Regions from separate parts of the Homo sapiens genome. Here region 1 is linked to region 2. A link is a loop called in an ENCODE intact Hi-C map of the cell type or tissue named here. Cell type or tissue: heart left ventricle. All regions are shown on one strand. Links, peaks and the distances in the headings refer to the core of each region. The heading gives the core; the rest is flanking DNA. Region 1 overlaps ITGB8 (integrin subunit beta 8). Region 2 overlaps MACC1 (MET transcriptional regulator MACC1).

Evidence for each region. Hi-C counts contacts between places; a loop is a spot of excess contacts. Peaks named below come from ENCODE experiments on the same cell type or tissue, not always from the same donor. Only the 100,000 strongest peaks of a DNase experiment are listed, where the experiment ranks them.
Region 1: it touches region 2 in a loop (2.6-fold over the local background); 4 of 110 quality-filtered maps call a loop at or near these places.

What each region holds. Positions count from the first base shown.
Region 1 is chr7:20,397,842-20,406,393 of GRCh38, forward strand. It overlaps ITGB8 (integrin subunit beta 8), which reads left to right. Exons shown (of 14, transcript NM_002214.3): 9 at 1,019-1,153; 10 at 3,880-4,285; 11 at 6,787-7,012; 12 at 8,221-8,330. Among named protein-coding and RNA genes, the nearest start is that of ITGB8-AS1, 70 kb to the left of the region's middle. In heart left ventricle, for the core only: a CTCF peak has its summit at 4,971 (motif pointing left); a DNase peak (open chromatin) is centred at 5,740.
Region 2 is chr7:20,161,166-20,169,717 of GRCh38, forward strand. MACC1 (MET transcriptional regulator MACC1) reads right to left here. Exons shown (of 7, transcript NM_182762.4): 3 at 3,091-3,234; 4 at 583-705. The coding sequence starts at 697. Among named protein-coding and RNA genes, the nearest start is that of MACC1-AS1, 24 kb to the left of the region's middle. In heart left ventricle, for the core only: no CTCF peak of the experiment used is centred there; no DNase peak of the experiment used is centred there; H3K27ac peaks cover 1,675 bases.

The DNA of each region.
Region 1 (8,552 bases), core at 347-8,346, 240 kb after region 2:
ATTGAAGAAGAGAAATCACTCAAGTAAAGAATTAGAAGCCACTGGAAATTATTTTTCTTTTCATAACCCGCTGCTCACTCTCTTTCTTTAGGCACATACTTCGTTTTTCCTTTTTTTTGTTTGTTTTTTTTTTGGCAAGTGAAGGATTTTTGCATGTGGTAGACTCTTAGTTGTATGGAATAAAATGCACACAGATCTGAAGTATACATTAAAGGTAGCTGGATCCTTTGGAATTTGAAGATTGTAATGAAAGAAATTAGTGTGTGCCTGCCACACAATAGGCATTAAATAGATATTTATTGAATGAGTGTATACATGGGTGAATAAATGAATGAATGGTTTTCTGCCCAGTAAGAGGACCTATTTTGGTATTAAGGATTGCAGCAAGCTTGACTGACACAAACAAGTCCCAAGGACTTGGGAAAAATTCTAAGCCATTCTTGGAGAGCCTTATAGAACTATATCTGTCCAGTAATTCTTGCTCCTTCAGTGTAGAAATGGCCTCCCTAAAATGTACTTGTCAATTCTGTGTCAATAAGTCGTTTTAGCTATCATGATAGTCTCAATTGTTTGAAACAAAAATATTTCTTTAGCAGCTTTATATGGCAGAAGCATTTTCCACATTTTAAGGTGTCAAGATTTACCCTTTGTGATGATATATGTGTTCTCAAGGTTTAATTACACTTTATCATAAAATATAGTTATTACTGGATTAAAAATGACTGTTTTGTTAACAGACTGATAAATATCTTTGAAGGGCTCAAAATGCAGTCATGGAAATATGTAAAAAAAATAGAACAATTTGAATGCAGATAATCTAATCCTTCAGTATTTCTTATGTATTTCAAATATAATTGGGTCATTATGTGGAAACACTGTTTTTATTCATCCTTTTATAGAAACAGACTCTTTGATCTAGTTAAAATTAAATCTATAATGATTTAATAAGCTTGACTCTGCTTTGTTGCTGACATTTGAAACTACTCTCGTATGTAATTTAAAAATAATGTCTCTGCAGAAGCTCATTTCAGAAGTGAAAGTTCAGGTGGAAAACCAGGTACAAGGCATCTATTTTAACATTACCGCCATCTGTCCAGATGGGTCCAGAAAGCCAGGCATGGAAGGATGCAGAAACGTGACGAGCAATGATGAAGTATGTGGGTGTGCATTTTTCCCTTTTAAAATAAACTAAGTTGTTTGGCGTACTTTCTTACAGAAAAAGCAAACCATTCTGAAAAATTTTACTTACTACTGACTCTAAGAATCTTATTTATACTTCAAGGAAACTTTCATTGTCTCTCCTCAAAGTTCCTACTTGTTTTAGCTCAGCTGATTGTTCTCTCCAACTCTCAGGTTTTAATATGTATATGTGTGTGCGTGTGTGTGTAATATGAAACAATCATGTATCAATAGTAACTTTAAACTTAGGCGTCATGACCGGTATAAATTAGGAAATCACATATTCTCAAATAAGTAGTGTCTGTACTTATAATAATGATAATGCCTTTTTGATTTCATATTCACAAACTCTCAAAGTAAATGTAAAATTGAAAGTCACATATCACAGAAAAGAATGGGAATGATAGAACAGTTGATAAAGGCTAAGAATTTCAAAATCTTTCACTTTGTGATTGCCCCAGTACACTCATAATTATCTAAATTATCTAGAAGGAGGTAGGGAAATTTATTAAGAACAATACAAAATGGGAAGAGTCATCATTTACCAAAAAAAAAAAAATGGGATGTAAAGGAGAGAGATCCAGATTGTAACAGTATCAGGAAACAGCACCAGAGGAGATAGAGATTCTCCAAGGATTGGCACAACGGAGAGAGTAACACAAAGAAACATACTCTTTAAGGGAGTCTTTGCTGGGTGAAGTGATTTTGATTGAGTCATTTACGTCATGAGGCATTGTCTCATGTTTAAATGAATGACTTGGACTAGTAGATTTCCAACCCCTTTTAATCTAAAGTGCAATGATGATTAATTATGTAATGTCATGCTATAGAAAAAAAGAAAAAGTTATTGAAAGTGATAGAAGATTCTAAAAATGAATAAAAGAGACTCTTCTCTTTAGTTAGAATATGTTTTTCTATCTTAGGAATTTTAGAGCTGTGTATTTTAAATTAATTATTGCAAGTTTCTAATTCTGTGGTTTCTTCTATGATCACTCCGTGGATTTTGTTCAAAGGACATCATATACCAGTTTGCAAAATGCACTTTGGCTTTTCATTAAAACTACAGAGAAAACTTTTTACTAGCAAATATAGCACTAAGTTACTTTATGAAAAAACGCTTACTGTCTTAGAAATAGTTATTTCCTTCAAAATGTCATTTTGGAAGAATGGTTTTTCTTAGCTTTTACATTGTTTTTTTTCTTTTCATTTGCTTACATGCCATCTTTCCTTCATTTTCAATTGAGTAGTATAAATAGTTTAACTCTCAGGAATAGTCATATGACCTCTTAATTATAGAAACCCCAGAGTATGATCTACTGTTAGAGATGGCAGTGGCCACATTAACTTATGTATCTGTTAAGCTTCAGCATTCTCAAAGACAAAAGCATTTTAAGCATAACACCAACTGTATTGATTTTAATATTATGGAACAAATTCTAATGTTTCATGTATATATAAGCCAAATTTAGATACTTTATATTATTATATCGTAGATATATATTCCAACCAAAAAGCTCAGCGCAAATTAATTTTAAATTGTAATGGATCTCAATCCAACGTGAAAGAAATATACCTTCTTATTTACCAAAGTACCTAAAGATGGTAAGGTGAGCCAACAAATATAAATAGACATATTAAATCAATTGTGTTGTGCAAAAAGAAGAAATAGAGAAAAAGAAAACATTTGACCAATTCCTGCCAGCACAGCTCCTTAGTTCTGGGCTATCTTCTTCCATGGAGACAAATAGATAACCTGTGTTGAGGTCTTAAGATTTGCAAATGAGAGTCCTAAACATTTTTCTTTCGAGTAACATCAGAGAAGGCCACAGGTTTTCCTCCACTGAAACCCTGTATAAACTAAAATTTAACTCCGAAACTTTACTTGGGCTCCTAGAAAATAGGAACAAAATTAAAACTGTTCATTTGAACATCTTATCTCAGGGTTTTGATTTTTATTTATTTATTTATTTTTGAGATAGAGTCTCGCTGTGTCACTCAAGCTGTAGTGCAGTGGTGCAATCTCGGCTCACTGCAACCTCTGTCTTCCGGGTTCAAGCAATTCTCCTGCCTCAGCCTCCCTCCCAAGTAGCTGAGACTACAGGTGCGCGCCACCATGCTCAGCTAATTTTTGAATTTTTAGTAGAGATAGGGTTTCACCATGTTGGCTAGGCTGATCTCGAACTCCTGACCTCAAGTGATCCAACCGCCTAAGCCTCCCAAAGTGCTGGGATTACAGGTGTGAGCCACCACGCCAGGCCTCATCTCAGGGTTTTAAACCAGTAGAGCAGAAGCCCTTTACTTTGGTTTATGTGATCTATCTCTAGTGTCAAATATTCAATACCCCACATTTTAATGGCTGAGTTTAGAAAATGGCCTATTCTTTCTCATGTTTGCTAAGAAATTAATCATCAGTGATGGGGTAGATGCTTCAGATAGGCTTGCACTCAAGTCTATTTAATGGTGCAATATAGGGATTAGTAGTTATTATATTCTTTAACCCTCAAGTTCATTCATTGGAAAATAAATGACTTTAAAAAGAGATGTTGCATATATATGAAAGAGATTACATGTGTTTCTTTTACAAATATCGTTAATTTCTCTAAGATGGTTTCTTATCAATTCAGTTATTAACAGATATAATATTGGTAATAAAAATAATTAAGGTATATAAATATATTTCCTTTTTCCTCCTAAATTTAGGTTCTTTTCAATGTAACAGTTACAATGAAAAAATGTGATGTCACAGGAGGAAAAAACTATGCAATAATCAAACCTATTGGTTTTAATGAAACCGCTAAAATTCATATACACAGAAACTGCAGCTGTCAGTGTGAGGACAACAGAGGACCTAAAGGAAAGTGTGTAGATGAAACTTTTCTAGATTCCAAGTGTTTCCAGTGTGATGAGAATAAATGTCATTTTGATGAAGATCAGTTTTCTTCTGAGAGTTGCAAGTCACACAAGGATCAGCCTGTTTGCAGTGGTCGAGGAGTTTGTGTTTGTGGGAAATGTTCATGTCACAAAATTAAGCTTGGAAAAGTGTATGGAAAATACTGTGAAAAGGATGACTTTTCTTGTCCATATCACCATGGAAATCTGTGTGCTGGTGAGTATAAATATATACAGGCAGCTTTTACTTGTCACTATTACACCAGCATAGATGTTAAAGTGTCTTTAAATCACATGTTTATAAATTAGCAAAACTGAATCTGAATTTGTTATTCAAAGTTTCAAAGTCCATGAAATTAGGGCATGGCAACAGATTTATAGTACGTGATTTTGATATTTATATCTTAACCTATTTTATACAGGAAATGCTTCAAAATAAAAACCTAAAATTAATTGTTATTCTCATGCTTTCCTTGATCTTGGAAAGAAATATACCAGAAAAGGAAATGCTGATGATATCTGACACATTTTCCAGAAGAATCAGAGTATTCTTCTAGAAGGATCTGATTCATTCTGGTAAATGGTCACTCCCTCCAACTTGCTCAGAGGATTTTATTTCTGTCAGGATGATGGGGAGTGAGCTATAAGAGTATACTTTTCATTCATATGAAAATCCTTAATGCATTATTATAAATGGTATTCTAAGCTGGCAGTAATTTAAGCCTCTCCAGTTTATTTTGGGCCACCACCAGCAACAAAACTGCCAAAGGACAGCATTCTTCAAGAAAATACTGCCTTACTAAGTAATCTAAAAGATTCGTCCTTGAGGCCACACACAGACCAAATTTTAAACATGAAATAAATTAAAATAAAAATACGAAGATCACTCTTGGGCCATTCAATTTACTGCCACCTACAGGTTAGATTCCAGAAAATCTAATCAACATTAGCAAACTAAAACAAAATACTGTTTTTAAATGAATTAAATAAACTACCTGTCATCTGAGTTCTGTGATAATTTTCCTGTGACAATGTGCTAAATTTACTCATTGAGAAAAACATCTTTTTAGTATTTGCATTTTAGTAAATAAATATTTGTTAAATTATTGACGAATGGAAACGTCATCATAAGCATATGGGACGTAACAAACCTATAAAAAATAAATGCTATAATGTAGTCTCAGCTGAAAATTTGGCCTGTATCACCTAAATGTGCAATGGAAAATTGTCTTTTTATTCTGTAACATACATAGAATATCTTAATATACAAACATTTATTCAACTGTAACTGACATCATGGGTAGGATGGATTATAGATGACTTTAGAATGAAGCAGCAGTTGTCTACTGTATTTTATAGGGAGGAAAAATATTATTTTACAGTGAAGAGAAAGAATTTTCTGAAGTCACGTCCCACAGCTGTCAATCTCTCAAGAGGGTTTCAAATACATTTGAGTATTTGTCCCAGTCTCTGTTTGCAGTGAAATATCGAATGTACTAGCTTTTCTATATGAGTATGATACTACTGACCCACAAGCAGTTGAGAATCTGCTTTGAATTGTTTCTGTGTAAGTGCAGACTGTAACTGACATGTACTTTCTCCACTAGTCTCCTTTGGGAATAAAAACACATGTTCACAGGCCTGCTGGCGGGGAGTCAGCATAAGCCTGCACAGCACAGAGGGCTTGGCCGACATTTGTCTGGCCTGGACCTCATTAGTTTTACACTTAGCAAATTGAGCTGGTCCTACAGTAGAATCTGTGGAACAATTACCCTGTGAGGTGCTCAGCAATAAAAGAAGAGAGAGAGGGAGCTAAGAAAGGAAAGGAAGGGAGAGAGATAGAAGGAAGGAAGGGAGGGAAGGAAGGAGGAAGGAAGGGAGAGGGAGAAAAGAGGAAGGTTGGTTTGTGGCTAGATAAGCTTCAGAATTCCTATATCATCATGTGAAATGTACCCCCTTTTGACGATTTCTAGTGCACATTGGCATATTAAGTTTTGGACACTTTTACTGTCTAAAATCCATTTAACTATGTGTAACTATGTTTTCTTCACCCCACATGCATAATGTTCCCCCACCACACACACCATCTTTCTTTCTTTTTTTCATTTACCATCTAAGAACTGCTCACAGTATAGAGGAGGATCTGCTCTGCTAACTTACTAAATAGTGCACTGAGGATGTGAATGCAATTGTTCAACTTCTCAAGAGACCTGATCTTTAAACATGGCACTAGCAGTACTGAAGCACTAGAAAAGTTTGCCTCACAGTCCTGCAAAGTTATCCTAGGCCTTCAGCAACATCAGAAGACTGAGAGAATAGGTGATGGAAGCCATATCAAATACCTGTATCTTTTCTAATTTCAAGTCAGGCAGTTAACATTACTTTGGCCTTTGCAGTTTCTTGATATGTGTGTTTTTAATGTAAAACGGAATATGCAATGACATTCAAGTAGTCTGGCAGCCACTGAAGCAGGGGTGCCCTTCGTGCTTGTTAGCGGAGTGCATTAGCATGGGGAGATTATCTACAGTAGAACAGCTTTGAAAACAGACCCTCCTAAATCCAGCACTGTTTGTGTCAGACCAATGAAAAAGTGATGCTGTTCCCATTCATTGGACTGTCAGTGCGTTTCCATGGAGATGATACAGGAATCCATGGTTGAAAACTCTTTACAAAGTCAGTGATCCAGATAACATAGGTCCTGCGGTGTCTTCCTCACAGGGCATGGAGAGTGTGAAGCAGGCAGATGCCAATGCTTCAGTGGCTGGGAAGGTGATCGATGCCAGTGCCCTTCAGCAGCAGCCCAGCACTGTGTCAATTCAAAGGGCCAAGTGTGCAGTGGAAGAGGCACGTGTGTGTGTGGAAGGTGTGAGTGCACCGATCCCAGGAGCATCGGCCGCTTCTGTGAACACTGCCCCACCTGTTATACAGCCTGCAAGGAAAACTGGTATGATTTCTTTGACTCCAAACATACACAAAGAATAGCTACTTTTGTCCTTTTTCGTTCTGACTTCCTTAATCTTAAACGTTGCCAGATACATTGTGACCACCATGCTAAAAAAGAATTAAATGAGAAATGCTATGAATTAGAAGACTTGAATTCAAATCTTTGACCCCTGGATAGCTGTGGAAGCATCAGAGTATATCTGGACACTCACTACCTTAGCTTTTTTTGAAATTAGAGGTTGCCTGCTACCCAGCTTACTATTTAGTAAGCGTGTGATCTCGGACAAGTTGTTATAATTTTCTGTGCCTCAGTTTCCTGATATCAAAAGTGAGGATAGTAATAATACCTTGCTGTATATCTGTGAAAGTATCAAATGATTCATATAAAAAAACTCACCTTTGTACTTGATGCATGGCAATCATAGAATAAATGTTAGCTGTTACTGCTATGTTTTATATTTAATATATATATATATTTTTTTTTTGTGACAGAGTCTCGCTCTGTCACCCGGCTGGAGTGCAGTGACATGTCACTGCAAGCTCCGCCTCCCGGGTTCACGCCATTCTCTTGCCTCAGCCTCCCGAGTAGCTGGGACTACAGGTGCCCGCCACCACGCCGGGCTAATTTTTTTTTTTTTTGTATTTTTAGTAGAGACGGGGTTTCACCGTGTTAGCCAGGATGGTCTCAATCTCCTGACCTCGTGATCCACCCACCTCGGCCTCCCAAAGTGCTGGGATTACAGGCGTGAGCCACTGCGCCCGGCCTTATTTTTAATATTTTAATGATAAAGAACAATGGTGTCTGTGACACACCCTAGAAATAAGTGATATATAAATGAAAGGTTATATATTAAATGAAGGTGACATTACTGTTTTGTGCCAATAAATTTTTCAGTAACAATTTGAGATCTGCACAAAGACTTCTAATCTAAACACTGTAACTTCCAGTTTGTTTTATTCAACATTTTAAACCATTGACTTTCTCAGATTAGTAGCTCAAGTAAGTTTTTTAGAATTATGCATGGTAATTTATTTAAATCATTTGGAAATGCAATCCTTCGATGTAATGATGGAGTTAGTTCTAATGAACATAATCAAAATTTGAATTGTTTCTGCATTGTTATTTTGTCTTTTTTTTTCTTGCAGAAAATATTATAGTCCACCACCTTTTTAAAGAATAAATATTTTCACTTCTGTTTCCCCTTGCAGGAATTGTATGCAATGCCTTCACCCTCACAATTTGTCTCAGGCTATACTTGATCAGTGCAAAACCTCATGTGCTCTCATGGAACAACAGCATTATGTCGACCAAACTTCAGGTAGGCCAAAGCTTAATAATCAAAGCACAGAAGAGTGTCTGTAGAGGATGATGTTCCCCCAAAAGACCCATAATTAACCATGCTAAAGAAAGGACTGGGCCGGGTGTGGTGGCTCACACCTGTAATCCCAGCATTTTGGGAGGCCAAGGCGGGTGGATCACCTGAGGTCAGGAGTTCCAGATCAGCCTGGCCAACGTGGTGAAACCCCGTCTCTACTAAAAA
Region 2 (8,552 bases), core at 329-8,328:
AGCTAGTGCTGCTTTTAGAGACAGGCAGAAGAGCCAACCAAATTTTCAGAAGTTCTACTGAAAAAATAATTCAAGCAAACTGTCAGAATTTCTTTTGTTTAATATACATAGAAACATTACCTTAATTGAAATGTTTTTAAGTGTTATATGCTAAAAATTAGAAGACGGATTTTGAAAAATAAAGGTGGCATTTCTCTTATATTCACACTTTTCTTTAATACAATTACCCCTAACTCTCTTAAAACTTACTTTTCCTCTGAGGATCAGGTTAATTTTTTGATGCTCCATGAAGATTTCCTAGGTCAATCAACCTTCAGAGAGCCTTTTTACCCCCAAATTCATTATAGTTATTGCATATAACACTCATTTATTAACAACATTTTTCCTTTTTATAATATTTATCATAATCTGTTGGCTGTGCTATTTTATTTTGCACATCTTTTTAACTATTTCTATGATAAAAACAAGATTTTATAATTCTTTTCATCTTCCAGCATTTTCAGAGGTAGACCTTCAACAATTATTGGTGATGAATTTCATATACTTACATGGACAAATCACAACAGTTATAAATTCCCATACCTGTAATATTGCAACTTTTTGAGAGTTTTCCAGCTTCCATGTCAATCAAATTTGCTTCAGACATACTTTGTGCAATTCTTCCTGACCGAAAATGTTTTCTTTCAGTGATTAGCATTTTTCCACCTACAAAGTAAATAGATAAGTATTTTTTGTAAGCATACATATACAGGCTGGCAGAGAAAATAAACTCAAAGACATCATACGTATTTCTATAAAGAACTACATGTGAAAATCCTCTATATAAATCTTCTACTCCTGGTAGGATACTCGACTAGATATACTAAAATATGTGTTAGCACTCCACTAAAAAATGATCAAATTCCAGATTAATACCAATAACCAAATCTGGAAATATATTACTGATCCCATATAAAAGCAATTAATGAGAATTCCAAGGACAACAACAACAACAACAAAAAAGTAAGTTGAAAACTAAGTAAATAAACATTTCCTGTTTGGCGATTGGAGGACTAAATATCACAAACTAAAAATTTTCCCCTAAATCCTTGTATACATTCGATGCAGTTCCATGAAAAATTGCACGTAAATGTGTATGTGTATTTGTTACTTCTTTTTTAATAGTTAAAATTTTATTTATTTCTCAATGGATAAAATTGTATGTATTTATTGCATAGAGCATATTGTTTTGAAGCATGTTGTTTAACAACACATACAGCAGCAATAACTTCTTAAGCTATTTTAATATTTACATAGAAAAGCAAAGAGCTAATACTCAATCCAGAAGAAGAGCATGACAAAAGTAACTGCACTACCTATCAGATATCAGCATTTATCATAAATAGGCTCTAAGTAAGACAACATGGAAGTGGAACATAAATATATGAAGGACACAGAATAGAGATCTCAGAATCAGACCCACCCTTATATGAAGGATTGATACATGGCACAGGTGGCCAAACAGAGTGGTGTGGAAATGGTGGATTATTCATTAAACAGTGATGTTGCCATTTGTTGTGCATGCTAAAAAAATATTACATTGATCACTATCTCATCCTGTGCACAGAAAATAAATGCCAAGGGATTAAAAAACCTAAAAGTGAAAACAAAACCTTAAAATTTGGAAGATAGTCTAGAGATCGTCTTTATGTTTTCTGGGAAGGAGAGAATTTCTTAAACAAGGCACACACACTTATGCAATATGCAAATCCTAAAAAATAAAACCACACATTAGAATAAGACATCCTATATAGCAAAGGACATCAGTAAAAACACAAGCCAAAACTAGGACAATTTATTTTCATTGCACATGACTGAAAAAGGAAAAATAATTGGATTCCAAAATATATCAAAGATTCCCGCAAATCAATAAACAAAATAAAACAACACTATAGAAATTTTTGAAAAAATTCTCTAAATGAACATTTCTCAAAAAATGGAAACACAATGGCCCCTAGATATATGGAAATATGATCAATCTCATTGGTAATTAGGAAAACGCAAAATGAAACCCCAAGAAACACAATTTTTACCTATGAAATTTGCAAATATTTTAGTCTAGTAACACCAATTATTGACAAATATGTGCAACAAAGGGAAAGCCTATATACTTGTTGTGGAAGTGTCAATATGTGCAACCACTTGGAAGTTAATCTGACATTGTCTAGGAAATAGGCTTACAGCCTAGTACCCAACAATTCCAATCCCAGTTATTTGTTTTAGTGAAAACTCTGCAGATGTGCATCAAAGAGATATACATGAATATTCATTACATTATCAAGAAAACTGAAATCCCTAGGATATTCCCCAGAATATCCTTTGCCATATAAGTGGATAAATAAATTGTGGCATATTAACACAATGAAGTATCATACAACTATTGAAACAGATGAATCACAACTAAAAGTATGAACACATACTGGTAGTCAGTATCTCATGTCTGGGACTCAGCCTTCTTTACATATATAATTTCTCTTCATCCCATGACAACATTGAAAAACAGGTATTATAAATATGACTTTCAGAGTCTCAGCAATAGAACGTAACTAAACCACAAGATTGATTAGCAAGTGAGCCACTGACCGGAAGTTACTTGTTCATGTTATAACTACTATATGCAGCCCATAACTTAAGATGCCACATACCCTATGTCAGACTCAAGATTCCCAATGTACCTTCTGAGACTGTCCCACCTTCTAGTTCACATTTCCAGTTATTTTTTAAATTATCATTATTTGTTTATTTATTCAGAGATGAAGTCTCGCTATATCGCCCAGGCTGGAGTACAGTGGTGTGATCTCAGCTCACTGTAAACTCTACTTCCTAGGTTCAAGTGATTCTCATGCCTGAGCCTCCAGAGTAGCCGGGATTACAGGCGCCCACCACCAGTCCTGTCTGATGTTTGTATTTTTAGTAGAGACAGGGTTTCACCATGTTGGCCAGGCTGGTCTCGAACTCCTGACCTCAGGTGATTTGCCCACCTTGGCCTACCAAAGTGCTGGGATTACAGGCATGAGCCACCACGCCCGGCCCAGTTACTTTAAACCTTACTTTTTGTTCTCCTTTGTGTGTGTTGACCACATCTCGTTCACCTGTGACCCCTCCTTCTTTATTGTTATACTCTTCTTTCTAATTCTTGATTTTTTTCTTTTCAAGTAGTTTTATTTTTTAAAGAAAGCAGAAGCCTTTTCTGATCTATAAAAATGAAAGAAAAAATTAAAACAAGATGGAAAACAGGGAAAAGGAATAAAAGAAAAAGAAAAGGAAAAGGAGGGAAGCATGTGTTTCCAGGCATGATAATTAAATAAATCCAAAAATTGTCTCATAAGGTGGCATGCTTAAAAAAATCCAATGTTGCAATAACCATTTCTTTCCCTGATTGGGGAAACTACATCGAAAAAATGGGTAAAATGTTGAATTATGCAATATTCAAGTTGCACGGAAACCTCAAATTTCCTGGCAGACCTTCCAAATGCTGTGGTTGATTTTACCAAATATAATGTCCAAAATTAAAAGTTTTTAGCACAGAATAAGTAGTCAAAACTTTGAGGTAGAAAAGCTGAGCTCAAGTTCCTCAGCAAAATGTAACAAACTAAATTAAAATGAGGAACAAATGTCTAAATGGAAAACTATTTTCGAAAAGATAAAATATATTCTTAAAAAATCAACTTAGTAAACTACCTAAACTCTTTTTTTTTTTATGAGGAAAGAGCAAAATGAGCAATATGTACTGAGGATTCCTTTGAGGCAAATAACCGTTGATATGAAAAATAGTTATAACCAAATGGAATGTAGGTAGAAGTCCTCAACCACATAAAAACCAGGAATGATGCCTTACGCAGCTATGACCTTGAAGGATCATAACCTCTCAGAAACAAAGGCACCAAAGGGTCGTTAGCTGAGATTCTTTGTGGATTATCCTTATTCTCCAGTCACTCAAGCAGGTCTTCACTGTCCTTCAAGGTAGTTGTTCCAAAACTCAGTGGCACCAGGATCACTTGGAAGGCTTAATCAAACAACCCTTTGGAACCACCCCAGTGTTTCTAATCCAGAAGGTCTGGGATTGTGCACAAGAATTTTATTTCTAACAAAGCTGTCAAATGATGCTGATACTGTGGTTCGGTTCCAAGGGGCACATGCTGAGAACCACATTCTGAAAGCCATTCTAAAAGCTCCTTCCCTAGCCAAATGGTTTCCCTAGCCACTCTCACTATCCCACAACAAATCCTCTCTCTCATAATCTTTCTCTACACAAACACATCCCTCCATCCCTCACAGTACCATCCTAAATCTAAATTTTTTTCTATGAATCCAAGGAGAGGTGGTATAGGGGAAAAAAAAAAATCCTCGACTGGAAGGACCAAGATCTGCCTGGACAATGGCATTGCTTGTTTACACAGGTGCAAATCACATTAGCCACATTTAGCATTTCCCTATGTTTTCTTCCAATTAAACCCCATACTCAATGACAATTGCCGCCCAAAACAGGATTTTTTTTTTTACTTTATCTAGAGAAACATGAGTCAGTCTTTGTTGGAATGAGTAAATGAGAATAGAGTACTCTAGTATTCATTTAATTTGGGACATGGTTTTTCAATATGCCTTTTAAAAATACTTATGCTGATTTTGCATGATCCATTACTTTTTTCCTTAAGAAACCAACAAAGTTTTGCCCTTATTTATTTTACTATTTAAACTAGGCCCTAAGCAACTAGAAACATTTACCAAATGTACAACTTAGCAAAAAAGTCAGAAGATATTTTTTGTGAGGATAAGGGGTGGGGAGCAATGCAGTGTTTGGAATAAGTAACCAAGAAAACAATACACTTAAAAGAATTATTTCTTTAAAATGTGTCCTTTGAATTTTTTATGATAGTAATTACATTGTGAAAATTGCTAGTGTTAGCCAGCTGGTAGGTTCAAAGTATTTTTCAGTTAGTGCTTGAATACCTGAAACCTCGATGATTTCCATGAATTTGTACTGTATTTAACTCTTGATCTATGTGATAATAAAAACATGTCCATGTAGGCTATAACTCTTATAGGTGACAGGAGAGCAACTGTTGGACTAGTAGACTTTTCCTTCACCTGCCAAATGCCAAACCTGCCCAAGTAACATTGTATTACTTGTAAATGCAACCAGTATTTTTTTAAAAAGGCCCACAAAGGAATCATAATCAGCTGATGATACACACCTGGTATGATTTTACTGGACATTACCATGCTGTGAGTGGCCTTACTGGATCTTACCCTAGGGCAACTTCTGATGGAATAGTGGCACTCTCTGATTGGTAATTTTTAATAGTATACACCATACACAAGCATACTTTCTCCCAGTTATTAAATACTTCAAGTGTTGCAGCTGATGATTCTGACCAAATATTTAAAAGACCTGACAGGGCAAATGTCAGCAGTTACTTTTCCCCAAGGCAAAGAGTTTCAGAAGATTCTCCAGGGAAGGGAGCAGGCCTCCCAGTGCATTAAGCGGTATTAGAAATCCATAATAATTTCTATGATACCTCCAACCCTGGGAACTCAAAACATTTCATCAATACGTCATCTTGTTAATATCACCAGGTCAAGATGTCTATCACTTCTTTCTATCTTATTATCCTTCCATCACTGGCAGAACTGAAGTTCAGGAAAATCATAATAATTGTGCAGCATAACATCATATTAGTGAGACTAAATCAGGGATATAAAAACAGTAGGTCAGAAACTGTTTGAAGTGCAGCTTAGTGATGTAGTCAAGGAACATATCCAGAAATCTAGATCTGGAAGAAAAGGTATAAAGGACTCCCTGAACAGATACACAAAAGGAATATCTTGGGCCTGTAAAAAATAAAAAAGGTAAAAGATAATCATAAGAGCTATTATTCATTATTTATTTGGAGCTTGCCACACTTCTGGTATCATGCATGGCTTTTCTTGTTTACTTGCAACAATTCTAGAAAGTTGGCTCTACCATCATCCTTATTTTTTTTTTAATTTATTATTATTTTTTCAATGGAGATGGAATTTTGCTCTGTCGCCCAGGCTGGAGTGCAGTGGTGTGATCTCAGCTCACTGCAACCTCCACCTCCCGGGTTCAAGCAATTCTCCTACCTCAGCCTCCTGAGTAGCCAGGACTACAGGTGCATGCCACCACGCCCAGCTAATTTTTTGTATTTTAGTAGAGATGGGGTTTCACCATGTTGCCCAGGCTGGTCTCGAACTCCTGAGCTCAGGCAATCTGCCTGCCTTGGCCTCCCAAAGTGCTAGGATTACAGGCATGAGCCACTATGCCTGGCCTCCATTATCCTCATTTTAAAGGTAGGGAAATAAAGTCTTAGGGACATTATATGCCCAAGATTATAAAGCTACTAAGTAGCAAACCAGTCTTTGAACTTAAGGATACTAGATACTAGCAAACACATTTTTGAACTCTACACAACACTTTCTACCTATAGGTTAAAACTTCTCTTCCAGAGGAAGCGAAATTTGAGACTACACCCTGACCCTGTTGCTGGAGAGTAGTATCAAGCCACAGTGTTGACCCCGGAAGATCTCCAAGTTCACAGCAGGACCTGCATCATGGGCATGTGACCTGTGCAATAACACAGAGCCCCACTCTTGGATAGGCCCCATGCTTGGTGTAATGCTCTGCCACTGCCATCTTGAAATACCTAATATGTTTTGAACAAGAGGTCCCATATTTTCATTTTTCACTGGTGCTGCAAATTATGTAGCTGGTCCTTGTTCACAGAGTTGGCAACCTTTACTCTTCAGACCCAGAGAAATGACTAAAATTACAAGGGGCCATGAAGAAAGGAGAAAAGCATTATTTTGGATGAAGAATGCTCATCTTACAGATGATGAACCAAGCTGCAGAGAGGTTGATAGTTATTTGTCTTTTTTATTTGAATTCCCTACAGTATGTTCATTTTACACGTGTGTGTGCATGAACATACCCACAACACACATGCACTTCCTTGGCTTAAAAATATGTTGAGAAATTTACAAATAGTCAAATAACACAATGAGTTTAAACAACAAGTAAGTGTATATTATTCTTCAGTAAAAAAAAAAAAATTTAAAAACAAAATAAGTGAATAAATAAGGGTGACATTTGCAGGAAGTTGGTAGGACAACTTCAAATAAAAGCAACTTCACAAACATCATGCTGTAAATTCCAGTATACCTATTAGCAGTAGTCCACACATTTGGCTCTCCACTTTCTGAAAGTGACCAAAATAAGGTAAACATGATTAGTTACAAGCTTCACAGTGATCATAGAACACAAAGAAGCCACTTAACAGCAGCACCAGCAATACCTGGAATAAAGAGGGGTGAAGAGGAGCATGTAACTACTGGGGACAGTATCCTCGGTCCCACCTTTTACAGTATGTTCAACAGTAAATCTCTTTAATGGAGCTCTTTCTTAATGTGTGTTGATGTCATCTCACCCAAAGGCAATTCTGTCAAGTCAGGTGGAGAAGAGTGGGCCCAGCTAGACAGCTATCTGCCTCCCTATTCTAAGATAAGCACACATGTCAGGTTACAATCCCAAAAGGACAGGACCTAGTCCAGTAAAGCCCACTATGCTTGGTTCCTCTCAACAGAGTTTCCCTTTCCACTTTTCAAGTCAGAGCTGACTGAGACATTCTAGGCCTAAGATCCAGAGCAGCTTTTTCTTTTGAAGACCCAAACAATTCACTAAGTTAAAGATAGGAGTCACGTTCTCTTGTGAAAATTGAGATGAGTAAATTTGAGATGACAATTGAGATGAGTAGCTAAAATGTAGCCTGAGCAGAAGATCATTCTACTTCTGCATGCTGTGCCATGATAGGGACTGCAGTTTTCCTCAGAAACAGTTTTGTTACTGCTCCCACACAAGAGCATACATTTCCAACTTTCAAGGCCACAGAGCAAAGCTGTAGTACTTTCATTGTGAAAAACATTTAATGACTTCTTTTACCTAATCCCCACTGTTGCCATAAAATATTCCCAGTGATATGTCTCTCAGGTTTAACTTTAAGCAATAGATGTTTCAAGCAAACTCTGAGAAATAAATTAGCTACAAATCTTGTCCCTGGGATTGGACAAGTTTAATTATTGCAAGAGTAGTTGGATATGACTTTGTGTAGTTATGGACCTGCAGTCATTTTTCTTTCCTGTACCCTTCAGTGCAAAAAACGTGTTCTGGGTTGTACTTTTCAAAAGGTATAAAGATCAACCCCCAATTCAGAAGGGGTGGACAAGACGTGGGTTTATAGTGTGGCTAATAAAGCTGTAACTGTAGGGTCCTCACTTGCATGGTCTTTTCTAGCAAACTGAGCCAAATTCTGTATTTGTTTTCTCTGCAAAGCTCCACTGCTTCCTAGAACACTTGACAGTATATCAGGAGACCTCACTGGTTGTCATCAGTCAGCAATGTCTTTCCTTTCTTTTATGTAAATGCATTTTTGTAAAGTAGAAAGAATATAGGCTTTGGAGTTACAATTCTCTGGTTACAGTCCTTCTAGTATAAACTT